Linked DNA regions of Mus musculus: region 2 is linked to region 1. Evidence: chromatin loops called from intact Hi-C (ENCODE). Cell type or tissue: left cerebral cortex. All regions are shown on one strand.

The links. Peaks named below come from ENCODE experiments on the same cell type or tissue, not always from the same donor. Only the 100,000 strongest peaks of a DNase experiment are listed, where the experiment ranks them.
Region 2: a loop joins it to region 1, with 4 times the contacts of the local background. A loop is called at or near these places in 3 of 42 quality-filtered maps.

The regions. Positions count from the first base shown.
Region 1 is chr17:33,756,494-33,764,493 of GRCm38, reverse strand. Rab11b (RAB11B, member RAS oncogene family) reads left to right here and starts at 4,008. Exons shown (of 5, transcript NM_008997.3): 1 at 4,008-4,271. The coding sequence starts at 4,232. Gm17251 (a long non-coding RNA gene) reads right to left here and starts at 4,636. Exons shown (of 2, transcript XR_003952408.1): 1 at 3,907-4,636; 2 at 2,627-2,952. In left cerebral cortex, CTCF peaks have their summits at 2,707 (motif pointing right) and 3,850; DNase peaks (open chromatin) are centred at 3,982, 4,586, 7,041 and 7,888; H3K4me3 peaks cover 1,780 bases; H3K27ac peaks cover 1,694 bases.
Region 2 is chr17:33,680,560-33,688,559 of GRCm38, reverse strand. Hnrnpm (heterogeneous nuclear ribonucleoprotein M) reads left to right here and starts at 3,102. Exons shown (of 16, transcript NM_029804.3): 1 at 3,102-3,293. The coding sequence starts at 3,181. It also overlaps a transcript of Marchf2 not described here. In left cerebral cortex, a CTCF peak has its summit at 3,485; DNase peaks (open chromatin) are centred at 2,312, 3,098, 3,437 and 3,742; H3K4me3 peaks cover 2,365 bases; H3K27ac peaks cover 1,805 bases.

The sequences.
Region 1 (8,000 bases):
AGGCTCATGTACAACTATGTTTCTTACAGTCAAGGCCTACCTGCTTAGGGATAGTACTGACTGAAATAGGTTAGGTTCTCCTATTTCAATTATTAGCAGTCAAGAAAATGTCCATAGACATGTCCATAGGCTAATCTGGTGGAGATAATTCCTCAACTGTAGTTTAGTTTTCTTGAATATGTAAAGCCAATAACCAAGATTAGCTGAGGAATGCAGGAGGATGAGGGACAGAATGAGGTAGTCAAGGGTGACAAGTGGAAAAAAGTCAGGATTCCCCAAACCCAGAATAGAAACAAGTATTATTTAACTACCATGTGGACTCTGCAGTTATGTTATTCTTCACTCAACAGATGCTCAGTACAAGAGTACAGAAACATTGTGCACACAGTCCCCTGCCCTCTTGGTACTGATAATTCTGTTAGTGACTACAAAAGTTTAAGTGAGGGCTGGTTGTGTGTGTGACTCAGTCACTAAGCACTTGCATATAGGCTCTAGGTTTGGTCCTAGTCACTAGAAAGAGAAAACAAAAAGTAACTAGATCAAGAAAGTGATGCATATTTTGTGTTCCTAACATTCTGAAAGACAGCAATACATTTGCAACGTATGCCACAGCTTTCCTTAGATATCAGACACTTTGCTACACACACAAAAATTAACTACAGGTCTTAAACGCATTTGTATACCAAAATACCATTTTGTATATTTAAAAAGAACACAAAGTAAAAATAAACTTTCTCTCTGTGTCTCTGTGTCTGTCTGTCTTCAGAGTTTATGTAGTTCTGGAACTGACTATAAAGACCAGGATGGCCTTGAGGTCACAGAGACATGCCTGCATCATCTTCTGAAAGGGTCTCATGTAGCTCCTGCTAGCCTAGAGATTGCCATACACTATATATGCACACACACACAAACTTGTGGTTCTGTTTATAGAATCCAGGATTTTGTTCTTGTTAAGCAAACACTCTTTTTATCTATCTCTTTAATTGGCATATTGGGCTAACTAGGCTAGCCTTACTTGTGATGGTTTGTATATTCTTGTGCCAGGGAGTGGCACCATTTGGAGGTGTGACCTGGTTGGAGTAGGTGTGCCTCTGTGGGTGTGAGTTTAAGATCCTCATCCTAGTTGCCTAGGAGTCAGTCTTCCACTAGCAGCCTTTGGATGAAGACATAGAACTCTCAGCTCCTCCTGCACCATGCCTGCCTGAATGCTGCCATGCTCCCACCTTGATGATAATGGACTGAACCTCTGAACTTGTAAGCCAGCCCCAATTAAATGTTGTTTTTATAAGACTTGCCTTGGTCATGGTGTCTGTTCACAGCAGCAAAACCCTAACTAAGACCTTGTTCAGCTGCCAGAGGCTGGGTTTTCCCCCGACTCCAGTTACAGCACCAGTTTCCAATGTAACATTTCCCTCTTACCCTGCATCATTCCCTATATAGAATTTATCACCCTATTGCTTCAACATATGCTTTAGCTTGGTATAGAGACACACATCTTTGACCTCAGCACTACTGAGGCAGAGTCACACAGATTTCTGTGAGTTCAAGACTAATCTTGACTCAATAGTGAGTTCTAGGACTGGCAAGACTACACAGAGAGACCCTGTCTCCAAAAATAAAAACTTAAGAAAAAAAGGATGAACCCGGGCGTGGTGGTGCACGCCTTCAATCCCAGCACTCAGGAGGCAGAGGATTTCTGAGTTCCAGGACAGCCTGGTCTACAGTGTGAGTTCCAGGACAGCCAGGGCTACACAGAAAAACCCTGTCTCAAAAAACCAAAAACCAAAACAAACCAAAACCAAACCAAAACAAAGCAAAAAAAGAAAGAAAGAAAGAAAGAAAGAGAGAGAGAGAGAGAGAGAGAGAGAGAGAGAGAGAGAGAGAAAGAAAAGAAAAAGAAACATGAATACAGGACCCTAAGGTTTCAGATCCCCTGAAACTGTGGTTACAGATGGTTGTAAGCCACCATGTTGGTACTGAGAATCAAACCTGGGTCTTCTATAAGAACAGAATGTGATCTTAGTGGATGAGTTATCTCTCTAGCCTCTTATTTTTGTTTGTTTTAGTAAGGGCCTCAAACTCCATATGTGGCAGGAGATGACCTTGGACTCAACTCTCCTAATGGCATATGCCACCACACCCAGTTTATGTGCATACTAAGAACTCTCATTTGAGCCCCATTTTCAGCCCCAAAGCAGCTTCTAAACACCTGTTATAGTGCCAGTAATAACTTTTCCCCCACTTCAGTGCTAGGGATTGAAATCAAGCCTTTGCATTCTAATTAATTTAGCTTCCAGCTTGAGAGATTTCTCAGTGGTTAAGATCATTGGCTGCTCTTACAGAAGACCCAGGTTTGATTCCCAGTGCCCACATGGTGGATCACAACTGTCTATTACTCCAGTTAAGGATCCAACATCATCTCTGACCTCTATGGGCACTGCAAACACATAGTGCACAACATGCAAACATAACACACATACACATAAATAAAATTAAGCTGCATTGCTGTTCCTTACTATTCTCCCAATCTCTTAATATCTGTTAAACAAAGACTTCATGGCCCAAATGAGCCACATAATCTCAGGAATACACAAGCAGAGAAAGAAAATGAAATCAGAGAGGTAAATTTTTAAAAAAAGATTTTATTTATTTATTTTATATATGTGACGAGTACACTGTATCTGTCTTCAGACAAACCAGAAGAGGGCATCAGATCCCATTACAGATGGTTGTGAGCCACCATGTGCTTGGAATTGAACTCAGGACCTCTGGAAGAGCAGTCAGTCTCTTAACCACTGAGCCATCTCTCCAGCCCCCGAGAGGTAACTTCCAAGTTACCAGTGTACAAGAGAATCATAAGTTCAAAGTTGGCTAGCACGAGGTGGCGTGTTTAGCGGCGCAGAGCCAGGTGGATCTCTCAGTGTTAAATATCAGGTTCTAGGCAGGGAGACCCTGTGCTCCAAATAAAACAGAACAAGAAAAAAAGAAGTTAGTTCAAAGTAAATATGTATTGTTATCATTCCTTCTAGGCTCCCAGTTACCTGGCAATAGCTAGGTATGACTAACTCACTAGAAAAGGGGCTGTTTGCCCCCCTCCTCTCTTATCCTACACTCTGCCCCTTCTCCCTGGCCGGCCTCTCCTCTTCTCTCTCCACCCCCCTCCTTGCCACTCTCTCTCCCTTTCTCTATCTCTACTCCCTCTTCAATATGAAGCTAGTCAGGGTAACTTGAGGCCTCGTCTCAACAAACAAACAAACAAACAAACAAACAAGCAAACAAACAAAATCAAGCTGGGTGGTGGTGGCCAATGCCTCTAATCCCAGCACTTGGGAGGCAGAGACAGGCAGCTCTCTGTGTTCAAGGCCAGCCTGGTCTATACAGGGCAAGTTCCAGATGGCCAGGGCTACATGGTGCGACCCTGTCACAAAAAAAAAAAAAAAAAAAAAAAAAAAAAACAATAAAGAAAAAAGAAAATCAGACAGGTATAGTCTGATCCATATCACCAATTCCAGTCTAGCTAGGGTTTCATAGTGAAAAACCTGTCTTAAAAAAAGAAAAGAAAAAATATGAGTAATGGTGAAAGCAGAAAACAAGAGAACTTTTTGAGAAGAGGAACAAATAAAAAAGCCTAGGATCCCCATTTGTTTTGGAGGTACTGACATAAGCTTTGTATTTAAACAAAGAACTGGGGAACTGCAACCCAGAGAAGGCACCCCCAATCAACGAACATACGCCCGGAAATGGTCATTTATGGGGCTAGAATAAGAGGTCGGAGGAGACCCACTGATCTATGATGTCATCAGGACGTTAAAGTCCGTAACGTCACCTAGAGGTAGCTCAATTTCCCTTCCCCTACAGGTTCGCTGGAAGGCCCAGTCTGAGTTCAGTCTCTCATTGGTTACGCACTCTGTCAATCCACTTCATTGTTCAAGTGTTCCGTCCCGCCTTCCCCCATCTGCTTTTGATAGGCTGCTGAATCTGTCATTTCAAAAAGGTCCGCATTCCTTCCGCCTTTCTCCGGGAGACCGAGGGCTAGAAGGGTGGATCCCAGGAGGCTCCTACCCCCCGAGCTCGGTTTCTCAGCCTGATTGGCTTGTCCAGGTGCCTGTCACTACCGCTTTCACCGTTGACTGGCCTTTAGACCGCCGCTCTACGCGGCGCCGGTTCCGCCCCCGACGGGTGTTTGTGGTGGGGCTGCGGAGTCGCCGATCCCGCCGGAAGCGCCAGGACAATGGGGACCCGGGACGACGAGTACGATTACCTATTCAAAGGTGCGCCTTGTGGGGTACAGACAGGCGAGGTGGCGGTAGCGACTGGAGGGCCGAAGCCGTGCTACAGGAACAGAGAGCTCAGGGTGGAGGCCCGGACTTCAACGGGGCCTATCCGGGCTGGGAGTCGGAGGAAGCCGGGGCAAGTGGAGTTCGCTAGGCTTCGGGCCCTAGTACGCAGTGGTGAGGAAAGGGAGGCTCGGCGAGGCCTACGGACCCCGGATGCGCCGGGGCGGGGCCGGGGCCTTGGGGGGGTGGGGCCCGAGGTGGTAGGAGAGGCCGTTGGGGCGGGGCGTCCCGAGGGGCGGGGCTTTCCTGGGTTTGGCGGGCGGACTGCGTTGAAAGCAGGATTGTAGCTGGTGTTAAGGCGAAGGAGAAGGTTGTGGGCGTGCCCACAAAGCCTGATTGGTGTGAGCCTTCTAGGACTGACTGACACACCCGGGGCCTACCTTGGAGTGGAGCCTGGATCATGTGCAGGAACCCTATATTATGGTGCTTTGGAATTGGGTAGATTGGGGCCTGTCTGTCGACTAGTTCAAACTCTTGATATTCATGGAGAAGTGATTCAGTTGGTAGCATTCCTAGCAGCAGCATGCTCAAAGCCCTGGATTTTATCACTAACACCGCCTTGGTGATGGTGCAGGCCTGTAGTCGCAACACTTGGGAGGCAGAGGTAGGAAGATCAAAAGTGCAGAGGCCAGGCTGGATTACTGGAACCCTTTCTCAAAGGAAAAAAAGAAAAACCACACATGGACAACGTTAAATGCAGTACCTGTACTATTCTGAAACTTTTTAATAATGGTCCCTTTTACTCCTCCTTATTAGTTTATACAGCCCATATTATCCAGGAAACAGGCCAGTAGTGGTGCACACCTGCAATCCCAGTACTCAGAGTTGGAGGTAGGAGGATGTACTGGCTAGTTTTGTGTCAACTTGACACAGCTGGAGTTACCACAGAGAAAGGAGCTTCAGTTGAGGAAATGCCTCCATAAGATCCAACCGTAAGACATTTTCTCAATTAGTGATCAAGGAGGAAAGGCCCCTTGTAAGTAGGACCATCTCTGGGCTGGCAGCCTTGGGTTTTATCAGAGAGCAGGCTGAGCAAGCCAGGGGAAAGCAAGCCAGTAAAGAACATCCCTCCATGGCCTCTGCACCAGCTCCTGCTTTCTGACCTGCTTGAGTTCCAGTCCTGACTTCCTTGGGTGATGAACAGCAGTATGGAAGTGTAAGCCGAACAAACTCTTTCCTCCCCAGCTTGCTTCTTGGTCATGATGTTTGTGCAGGAATAGAAACCCTGACTTAAGACAGGATTTCTTTGCAGTTCAGAGCCAATCTGGGATGGTGAGGTAGCGTAGGTATTTGTGTACACTGCCAGGCCTGATGACCTGAGTTCAATCTTGGGACCTTCATGGTGGAAGAGAGTCTGCAAATTGTCTTCTGCCCGTCACAGGTACTCCACATCACATATAGAGATAAACTGAAAAAAAATCGTGTAATTTAGCAGAGTGTGGTGTCACACACCTTTAATCCCAGCTTCAGGAAGCAGAGACAGACAGAGCTCCATGAGTTCAAGGCAAGCCTGGTCTACATAAACGGGTGAGGTGGGAGTGGCAAGTCAACAGAATGAGATTTTTCTTGTATTTTTTTTTTTTTTTTCGAGACAGGGTTTCTCTGTGTAGTCCTGGCACTCACTTTGTAGACCAGGCTGGCCTCGAACTCACAGATCCGCCTGCCTCTGCCTCCCAAGTGCTGGGATTAAAGGCATGTGCCACCACGCCCGGCTTCTTTTAAATTTTTTAAAAGCTAACTTAGGTTACACATCCATAGTATGTCTTTAAAAAAAAAAGTGGGGGGGGCGGGGGGGGGAAACAAGTTCAGAAAGGCAGGTTCCTAAGGGTGGAGCAAGGTTGAGCCCAAGACAGATCTTACCACTTAGAGGTTAAGTTTAGGGGCAAAGATTGAAGCTTAGATATGGAAAAGACAGTTGTTATACCTCCTTCCTTCAACACATATGTATCCAATTACAGGAAGAGCTTTCCTACTTAGTGAGCCTCTGTCCGTGTCATTGGGGTTCCTCATTTTCTGATGAGCATATTTAGGGATCTCTGGCATTGTGACACCTTCTATGCCAAACTGAGCTTTTGGGTCCTCTAACCATTCATGCTGGACTCCCTGATTGATAGTGAATGATTTTGAGAGCTAACTCCTGGATCCTCAGGGGACATACCTTTGCCCTTCTGGGAGTGTGTCCTGGTCCTCAAAGCTAGCCTTGGCATCTTGGGACTGTGGAGGTACTGGGGTATCCTTGGGGCAAAAGGCTCCTGAGATGGAGCCAGACAGATTTCTGCAAAGATATGATTACCACACAGCACCATGGGCTGGGAGTGGGCTCTATCCAGATGTGAGACCAATTAGCAGGTGTTAGATTCCGGGTATCACTTTAGAGGCAGAGTACGTTTTGGAAAGGTTTTGGAGACCAGAGATTTGAAAGGCTCTCTGGTGATGGGTGGGACAGATTCAAATCCTGCTCTGTTAGGGGCCTGTCCCCACTCAGACCACCCAGAGGAAGCTTCTAGGCAGGGCAGGGGATCTGTTCTCTTCCAGTCAGCACATCCAGGCATCTGTGATCATTCCCTGCTTGTTTTCGGCTTTTTACTGTTATAAATAGCCTGGCATTGAATGTGTGCCCTAGTCCTCTCTTTGCCCTGTGGGCTAGTTCCTTGATGTGCGTTCCCAGAAGAGCAGTTACTAGGTCAGGGGCAATGGAACTCCTTTGCCATTACTGGTACTTGTCTCCAGAACTCACTTCCTGGAAGCACCAATCAGCTCCTGCAGCAGCTGGCAGTGGGGGAGTGGCCGCCTGCCCCGACTGCCCTCCCCCACTGGCCTCCTTTCCTGGTCTGGCAGGTACCTTCTTCAGTAAGTCACAGTAGCTGCCTAACCCCCAAGGTTAGCATTCTGTCTGTGCTTACCCTAGGTGTCCTCTCCATTCCTTCCATCTCATCTGAGGATTAACATTTGTCCTTTCCATTCAGACTTTAAACCATTAAATTAGAAAAAGGAGTGCTAGGAAACGAAAAGGGAAGAGAGCTAGCAGCAGACAGGCCACTATCTTCACTTGCCTGTATATGGCAAATCCCTCAGAATGTGAATACACTGCACCTGCCAGTCCCTTTTGAGACTCACAGCCTTCAGAGGCTCAGGCTTAGGGCAGGTCAGCCATTATAACAATGGTGGTGACCTGGTCAGCCTTGGAGAGTCATCTTATATTCAGTGGCAAGAAGATAAATTCAAGGTCAACCTATGCTATGTAGCAAGACCTTGTCTCAAGGAAAAAAAAATCTATGGTTGCACTAAAAGTGTTTACAGGGGCTGATTTTGTCACTTTGTGGCTCTCTTTGCCACCCGTAGGAACTCAGGAAGTATAGTAGTCTGGAGCCTTGCCCCACCCCCAAACCCTAGGGCTGGATCCACCAACTTTGTCTGTCTCTACCTCCTTATCCTAGGCTTTGGTCACATTTCTTTGACATGGAGGGCCACAAGTCTGTGCTTGAGACAGTGCTTGGCTCATACACAAACAGTTTTTGGCAGCCACATCACACTTTGGCCCCTTTGTCCTTAAGGCTGGGGCCAAGAGGTCTCAAGAGTGGGTGGCCACATGCCATTTGTTTTCCTCCATAAATAGTTTCTTCAGCCCCAGGAGTGAGGTTGTTTATTTGTACCTAATTATAG
Region 2 (8,000 bases), 76 kb after region 1:
TAATAATAATAATAAAAACTTGACAGTATACCAGGGCCATGTATGTAACTCAATTGTACAATCTTAGGATTTTACTGCTGTGAACAGATACTATGACCAAGGCAACTCTTTTTTTTTTTTATTTGTTTGTTTTTCAAGGCAGGGTTTTTCTGTATAGCTTTGGCTGTCCTGGAACTCACTCTGTAGACCATGCTGGCCTTGAACTCAGAAATCCGCCTGCCTCTGCCTCCCAAGTGCTGGGATTAAGGGCATGTGCAACCACTGCCCGGCAAGGCAACTCTTATAAGAACACCATCCAATTTCGGGCTATCTTACAGCTTCAGAGATTCAGTCCATTATCATTAAGGCAAGAGCATGGCAGCATCCAGGGAGGCATGGTGCAGGTGGAGCTGAGAGTTCTGCATCTTCGTCTAAAGGAGGCTAGTGGAAGACTGACTCCCAGGCATCTAGGTCAAGTGCATTAAAGTCCACACCCACAAGCCTACATCTACTCCAACAAGGCCACACCTACAACAGTGCCACTCCACGGGCCAACCATATACAAACCATCATAGGTACAAAATATTTTTATCATGTGGGAAGTCCTGGTTCCATTCCAAAAGGAAAAAGGTAAGAACAATTTTCACATATTTTTTATTTCCAATTTGCCAGATCCCATAAATTCATTATAACTAATGATAATACTCTCTATACCAATCTGGGATTACCATGGATGAGACCCAAATCTGAGCTTGTTTCATATCTCTCCTCTTCTCTGGGGAAGAAGTTATTACCTTGATTTCTAAAGGTGGGAAGACAGAGGCTCAACATATGAAGACCTTTATCTGAAGTTCTACATCTTTAGGAGCTGGGGATGCCCCAGTGTTAAGCTTTGTGCCCTACCCTCTGGCAGACTCAGGAGAGATGTAGAATATGGCTGTGGTAATAACAGCTTCAGTTGCTCCTCATTCTCTTTTGTTTAGTTGGCCCTGGAATAATATAAATAGACTATTCTCAAATTTGTGGTACTCCTCTAGTGCCTGCCTCTGGAGCACTGAGATTACAGGTATGTGCCACCATGCCGGGCCAGCTCACTTTTGAGTTCTTGTTGCATGCTGAATTATGTAACAGCCCAGGGCTCTTGGCATTTTCCTGCATTGTATGCGCAGGACAGCCCTAAAAGGTGGTTTCTGGAGAGCATTTTGCTTACTTACTGGGTTTTTTTTTGTTTTTGTTTTTGAGACAGGGTTTCTCTGTGTAGCCCTGGCTGTCCTGGAACTTACTCTGTAAATTAGGCTGGCCTCAAAGTCACAGAGATCCACCTACTCTGACCCCCAAGTGCTGGAATTAAAGGTGTGTACTACTACTGTCTGGCAGGAGTCTTTCATTAACCCTACTTCCAGATGAGCAAATTGAGCCTCAGAAAAGCAGTCTCATCATCCCAGTGGGTCCAGTACAGTCTGGTCTTCCCTGTTGTTTTCTGCACCCATCTCTTGCCTAGTACACAGGCTCATGCATGGTAGTATCTTGCTGCCCTGACTGGAAACTCAAGGGGAAGTCAATTTTTCAGAAAGTAAAGACTCAGAGGCTGGAATCTGGCCCATAGGAAGAGCAGGTTGGGAGACTTCGTGACTGGAACAATATGATTGAGGAACAGAGCTGATGTGATCAGGCCTTGGGTGACTGGTGAACTGATATCCATAAAAAAAAAATTTATGTAAAAACACACAAGCATCTTCACTCTTCTGGCCTACCAAGCTTGGTACCTATTTCTCATCATAACTTTGGAATGTAGGGTCCCAGGAAATGGTGTCAGGGTGGTGCCGTAAGGAGAGATAGAATAGGAGGGAGGGAGGGGAAAGAAGGGGAAAAGAGGAGTCGGAAAAGGGTGGGAGGGAGGTTTCTGTTATACATCTCTTCTAATGCTTTGAATTACATGGAGAGTTTTAGTTTGATATTAACCTGTCAAGAATTCTGCATGCAGGGTTGGCTCTGTCTTAGTGGGTAAAGATGTTTGCTGCCAAGTTTGACAACCTAAATTTGATTACTGGAAAGAGAAAATCAATTCCCACATGCCAGCCATGGCATGCTCAAAGCCTGTATTCAATCATTCCCCCTCCATCCCCCCCCCAATAAAAATAATTCCTGCCAACATAATTTTTATATTTTTTCTCCATTTAAGGAAAGCTGATCTCTCCTTGACATGCCACGGACATTGTCAAAGCAGTTGTGGTTACTTGCACAAGATAGAACCTCATCATGTTGGGGTGGGGGAGCCTTGGGAGGCTTCACCCTTCCCTGAAGATCTATTGGTAGTAGATGCTGGAGGAAAGAGGTGTCATTTTCCTCAGTGTTGTAGCCACCTATTTAGTTGCCCCAATAAATCAACCCCTAATCTATGCTCTTGCAAGCAAACCCAACTCAGTAGGTCATAAAACAAAGACAAGGAGGTACATGGAGGAACTTGTTGGAAAGAAGGTACAGTGGAAATGCGGGAAATAAAAGGGCAATGGTAGGTGAATATGATAAAAGAACAGTATAGGGTCAGGGATTGAAGTTGATAGACTGCTAGCATGTTCAAATCACTGGGTTCAATTCCTAGCACTGATTAGCCTGGTTCCTCTGGCCTATCATTCTAGCACTCAAGAGGTGTAGGCGGCAGCTCAGACATTCAAGGCCAGTATTGGCTAGAAACTGTCTCAACAACAACAGCAAAACCCCAAGCAAGCGCAAAATACATGATATACATATATGAAGTTGCTGAAAAAAGAAAAAGAAAGAAAAGGCCAGGCGTGGTGGTGCTTGCCTTTATTTCCTGCACTTGGTAGGTAGGGAGAGGCTGGAGGGCTACATAGTGAGACCCTGCCTCAAAAAAGAAAGCTAATGAGTAAAACAAAACGGAAAAATATAAAGTAAGCTGGACCGACTAGGTCCGTATGTGCGCTCGTATTGTAAGTTCGAATGAGCGACACATATCTCTCCCCCTGTCCCACAACCCAACTGTATCTGCGGACATCGGGAAGTGAGGCCTGCCACTGGAGGAGGCGTGGCCTGACGTCCAGGGGGCGTGACCCGAGGCGAGCAGGAAGCGGGAGCCGGTCGCCGCACAAGGAGGCGTTACTGGTCGTTCGGGGTCACGTGAGCGCGCAGGCGCAGCTCGACAGAGCCCGCTCCCTCACACAAAGCCCAGACGCGGAGAAAATGGCGGCAGGGGTCGAAGCGGCAGCCGAAGTGGCGGCGACAGAACCCAAAATGGAGGAAGAGAGCGGCGCGCCCTGCGTGCCGAGCGGCAACGGAGCTCCGGGCCCGAAGGGGTGAGTAGTCTAACAGCAATTGATCCTTCTCTAACTCCAGCCAGGTTACTTCGCAGCTCCGTTAGGTCTGTGGGCCGCTTTCTCTTCTCCCACGGCGGCGCGGCGTCTGCGCAGGCCTTTTCCCTGCCGAGAGTTGGGGGCGGCCAAGGCTGTGACGACGACGAAGCCAGGAGAGCCTAATGGATCGCCCCCTGCCGACAGCGCTTGCCTCCGCTGCCTCAGCCTCCTGGCTGTCTGAGCGCGTCGTCGAGGCCTCAGGCCTGTGGCCTGGTATTTTATTCTCAGAGCAGTGATGGCGCGCGGGCTGCGGGAGATCAGGGCCCGCAGCACCTCTCACTGGGGTCTCGAGGGTTGAACCATTAAGACTGTGTAGTTTCAACCCTTCAGCATACAATCCATAGTAGTGGAAGTATTCTGTCTCAGTTTCTCAGATCTGAGAAGTTAGGGGCGGGAGGCTTGCGCGTGCGAGGTGTCACGTGTACGGTCGGCGGCGCGACCCGGAAGGTGTCGACATGACTCTTGTTGCGGGGTTCCGAGACACCGGTGTTACCCTCATTCTGCAAGAAGTGCTTCTTCCATTAGAATGGCCCCGGACCCGGGCTCCTGGGCTGGAGTTCTTTCCCCTCTTTATAGTCCTACTTCCTAAAGTGCAGTTGGTACCAATGGGAGAAATGGTCTTTGCTTGCTCAGTGTTCATCCTTAGCAACAGACCTAAAGTGTTCGGGTAGAGGCACCACTTCGGGGTTTCAGAAATTAAAATAGACAGACGTCATCATCCCTTTTTTGGAATCCTGCTTGGAGATCTGTCTAGGGACCTTGATTCGTTATTATAAGTGTCCTAGCATGGCCTGAGGAGTCCCAGCCTTTTGGGAGGAGTGGGAAGCTGCAGGATCCAGAGTGCAAAGTGTGGCCAGACTATATAGAGTGAGTTCAGTCTAGGTTGCCATTTAGTCATTGGGAAATTGAGCTAGACCCTAACTCTCAAAAAGAGGGATGAAAACATAGCAATAACCTGGCACTCCAAAGTCCCTAGATTCGATTCCTAATATCAGACCACAGGGTGGTCTTTCTGAGCCCTAAAAAGTTTTCTTCAAGGAGGAAACCATAAGATTCTGCTCCTGTGAAACTCTCCTCATACTGATATACTAATATATCAGCTTGAGGAGGTCTGGAGAAACATTTTGGTTCTAAAATCAGCAGCCCATGTCTCTGAATTTTTGTTTTCCATCAAATGTATAAGGTGGGAAGTTTTAGGACTCTGGGAGTTGAGAGTACTTAAAACACTTGTTAGTGAAGCATTTACCAAGTAATGGCTATTTTGTTACTGGAGGAAATTTCATATCTTTTATCTTAGTTAGGGAGAAGTAAAACACCATTGGTTAACTGGTTCTTGTGTGTTATTCAGCACTGGAGAGGCTGCGTGAGTTCCAGAGCTGATTCGGCTCAAGATTTGCCTAAGCTACATAAGTACTTGCCTGTCGTGTATGAGTGTGTAGATTATAGCCCATTAATAGAGTAGTTACTCAAGATGCACAAGGTCCTGGGGTTCACCCCATAGTACTAAAAGGATAAAGAGGCCTCTCTTTACTACCAGAAAGGCTCAGCTTAGGAGTGTGCTCATTTTTAACTTTCCCTTCCATCCTCTTGGGAACTCGGGGTCTTGAGGATGCTAGACAAGCACTCTTACCTCTGAGCTACACTTGAGCACCTTTAGTTAGTCTCATGTTCAGATTTTTCAGCTTTTGTCATAGAGATGCCTTGTAGGATCAGATTCCCTCTTCTAGTCTTTGTTGTTTTCAGTTTTTGAGTTAGATGCCTGGGCAAACTGTAGAGTCTACAGTGTAGACTGTGATGGCTTTGAATTCAGAACAACGCCTCTGCTTCTGTCACCTCCACCCAGTTGCTGGAATTACAGGTGTGTACTACCACGTCTGGTTCACTTTCTAGGATTTCAGAGGGCCTTATTTAAAAAGCTTTAAGGAAGTTAATTTCTGTCCAGAGTGGTAATGCATGCCTTTAATCACAGCACTTGGGAGGCAGAGGCAGGTGATTATCTGAGTTCAAGGCCAGCTTGGTCTACAGAGCCCAGGACAACCAGGGCTACACAAAGAAACCCTGTTGCAGGGGCAAAAAATTATTTCCTATATATAGAATGCAATGCCGCTAGAGCCTTTCTATATGAAAGATTGCATTTTTAATAGAACACGGTCCTATGGTACAGTTTTAAATTTCCACTGTCTGTATTCAGATAGATAACTTGTGGCTGAGTCATTTGACAGACAGAATGTGCATAGGAAGTATCAGATGAAATAGCCCTTGTGGGAAAGAACCTGAGTGGTCTCAGACTGGCTTAATGGAGGATACCTGAGAAAGTGGCAGCACTTAGTTTTGTAGTGTGGGTGAAAAATAATTGTTATTTTTGCATCACAAAGTTCTTGAAACAAACTCTTTTAAAAGCACAGAGTGTCTTTTTCTTCCCACCTTTTGACTAAGATTTGAACCCAGGTTTTCGTGCTTGTTAAGTATGCATGTATATTACCTAGTGAACCTTCTCACTAGCTTGCTTTTTTTTTTATTAAAAATATTATGAGAATGCATGTTTTGTCTGCGTATGTGTCTATGCACAACATGCATGTACATGGAGGCCAAGAGAGGGCATTGGGTCTCCTGGCACTAGAATTTTAGACAATTGTTGGCTGTCATGTGGGTACTATTACTTGAATCCAGGCCCTCTGGAAGAACAGCCAATATTCTTAACCACTGAGCCATCTCTCTAGCCCATTTATTTAGTTTTTGATAGTAGAGATCAATTGATGACCTCCTGCATGCTAGGCAAGAACTCTACCACTGAGCTGCATACCTAATTTTATTTTTTATTTTTAAGTGTTCTGTGTATGCACACAGGTGAGTGCCAGTGCTTGGAGGCAGGAAAAGGGTGTCAAATCACCTGGAGCTGGAGTTACAGGAAGTTGGGAACTATGGGTGCTCTTAACCACTGAGCCATCTCTACAGCCCCATTGTTTGGGGTTTTCAGACAACATTTCACTCTGTAGGTCAGGCTGGCCTTGAATCCTGCTGCTCTGTCTCCTGAGTGCTATGAATACATATGTGTACCATCATGCTCTACTCTTATTTCCTGTACTTTTTAAAAGTGATTGTGTACTTGGTGAAGAGTACTTTTAAGGCACATTAGATTGTTAGCTCAAGATTAGAAATGGAAGCTCTGTATTATTTGAGTGTGTGCTGTTAGAGCTTTGCTGTTACTTTGTCCTTTGATTTTTTTTTTTTTTTAATGACTACAGAAACAGATACCAGCCTGCAAAGATAAGCTTGCTTTTACTTTTTTTTCTCTCTTCAAGGGCTTCCCAAATGGACTCTCATATTACTCTGCTTTGCAGTATTAGTTAAAACTGAACTGTCACTTTGGTAGTTTGTAGTGAGTTCAGTGCTTAGGTTTCTTCTGTGATGGACAATGGTTGGAATGTTTTAAAACCTCCCAAGTGAATACAATACAGAAAGGCTAGGAGCAAATAGGTCTCCCTTTTTACACCTCAAAATTATTATTGGTGTGCTGTGTGCTAATTCTTTTAAAGACTTGTGACTTAGTAGTAGCCTCCACTTAAAAATGAGAGAATATATTATTCAGACTTGGATGTATGACTCTTAACTCTTTGTTACCCACAGTACTGGTCCTTACATATTTTGCTCTTAACGTATACCAACTCGCTTTTTGTCTTAGTATCTTTTTGTACTCAATTTATATTTGTTGAGGCAGGGTCTCACTTTAGATCATGTTTGCTTTAAACTAGATTGTGTTTGCTCTAAACTCAGAGATCACCTCTCAGTGCTAGAATTAAAGGTGTTCTCTACTATGCCTGGCAGATGTTTATTAACAAAGAAAAATAATGTTGCACTTTTATTTTGGGTTTTTTTTTGATGAGAGGGAATTAAGACAGGGTTTGTCTATGTAGCCTTGGCTGTCCTGGAATTCACAGAGAGCCACCATAATCCTACTGTTTTTGTTTTTGTTTGTTAAGGCAAGATCTTATGTATCTTTGGTTGATCTGAAACACCACAGTAGATTGGTCTCTTAATTTACCATACTCCCCCTCCCTCTTATTCCTGAATTCTGAGAGTATGAGTATGTACTACCATACTTCTTGACTAATTCTTTGGTTCTCACAGCAAGCCTGTGTGCTACTATGGATACAGGCTATAGAGTTACACTGGAAATGGACCTGATTATATGTTTTGATAGGGGAAGAATCTGTACCTAGAATAGTGTTCCATTAAGCTCTGAATTTAAAGGCCTTCTGTTGGGGGGGGACTTTATGTAAAAGATTATTTTCAAGAGGGAGGATGTATTTTTGTCCCAGAAGATGTGATCAGAATTTCAGGGTATTGAGATTTTTCCATATATTGAGAAATTCCAGAAATAGTATGAGTAGAATTAGGTATGGGGGTGTCATGAAGACATAAGAGATGTTAGGATGACAGTGGGGTTTTGTTTGTTTTCTGTTTTTGTTGTTTTACTTGAGATAGGGTCTCTGTATCTCTGGCTGTTCTGGAACTCATTTTATTGTCTAGGCTGGCTTGGAGCTCAGGTTAGCCCTGGGGTTAAAAGCATGTACTACCATGCATATTTAGTATACTAAATAGAGCAGTATAAAGGCATTTAATCTATAAAGTGTGACCTTTGTATGTAGT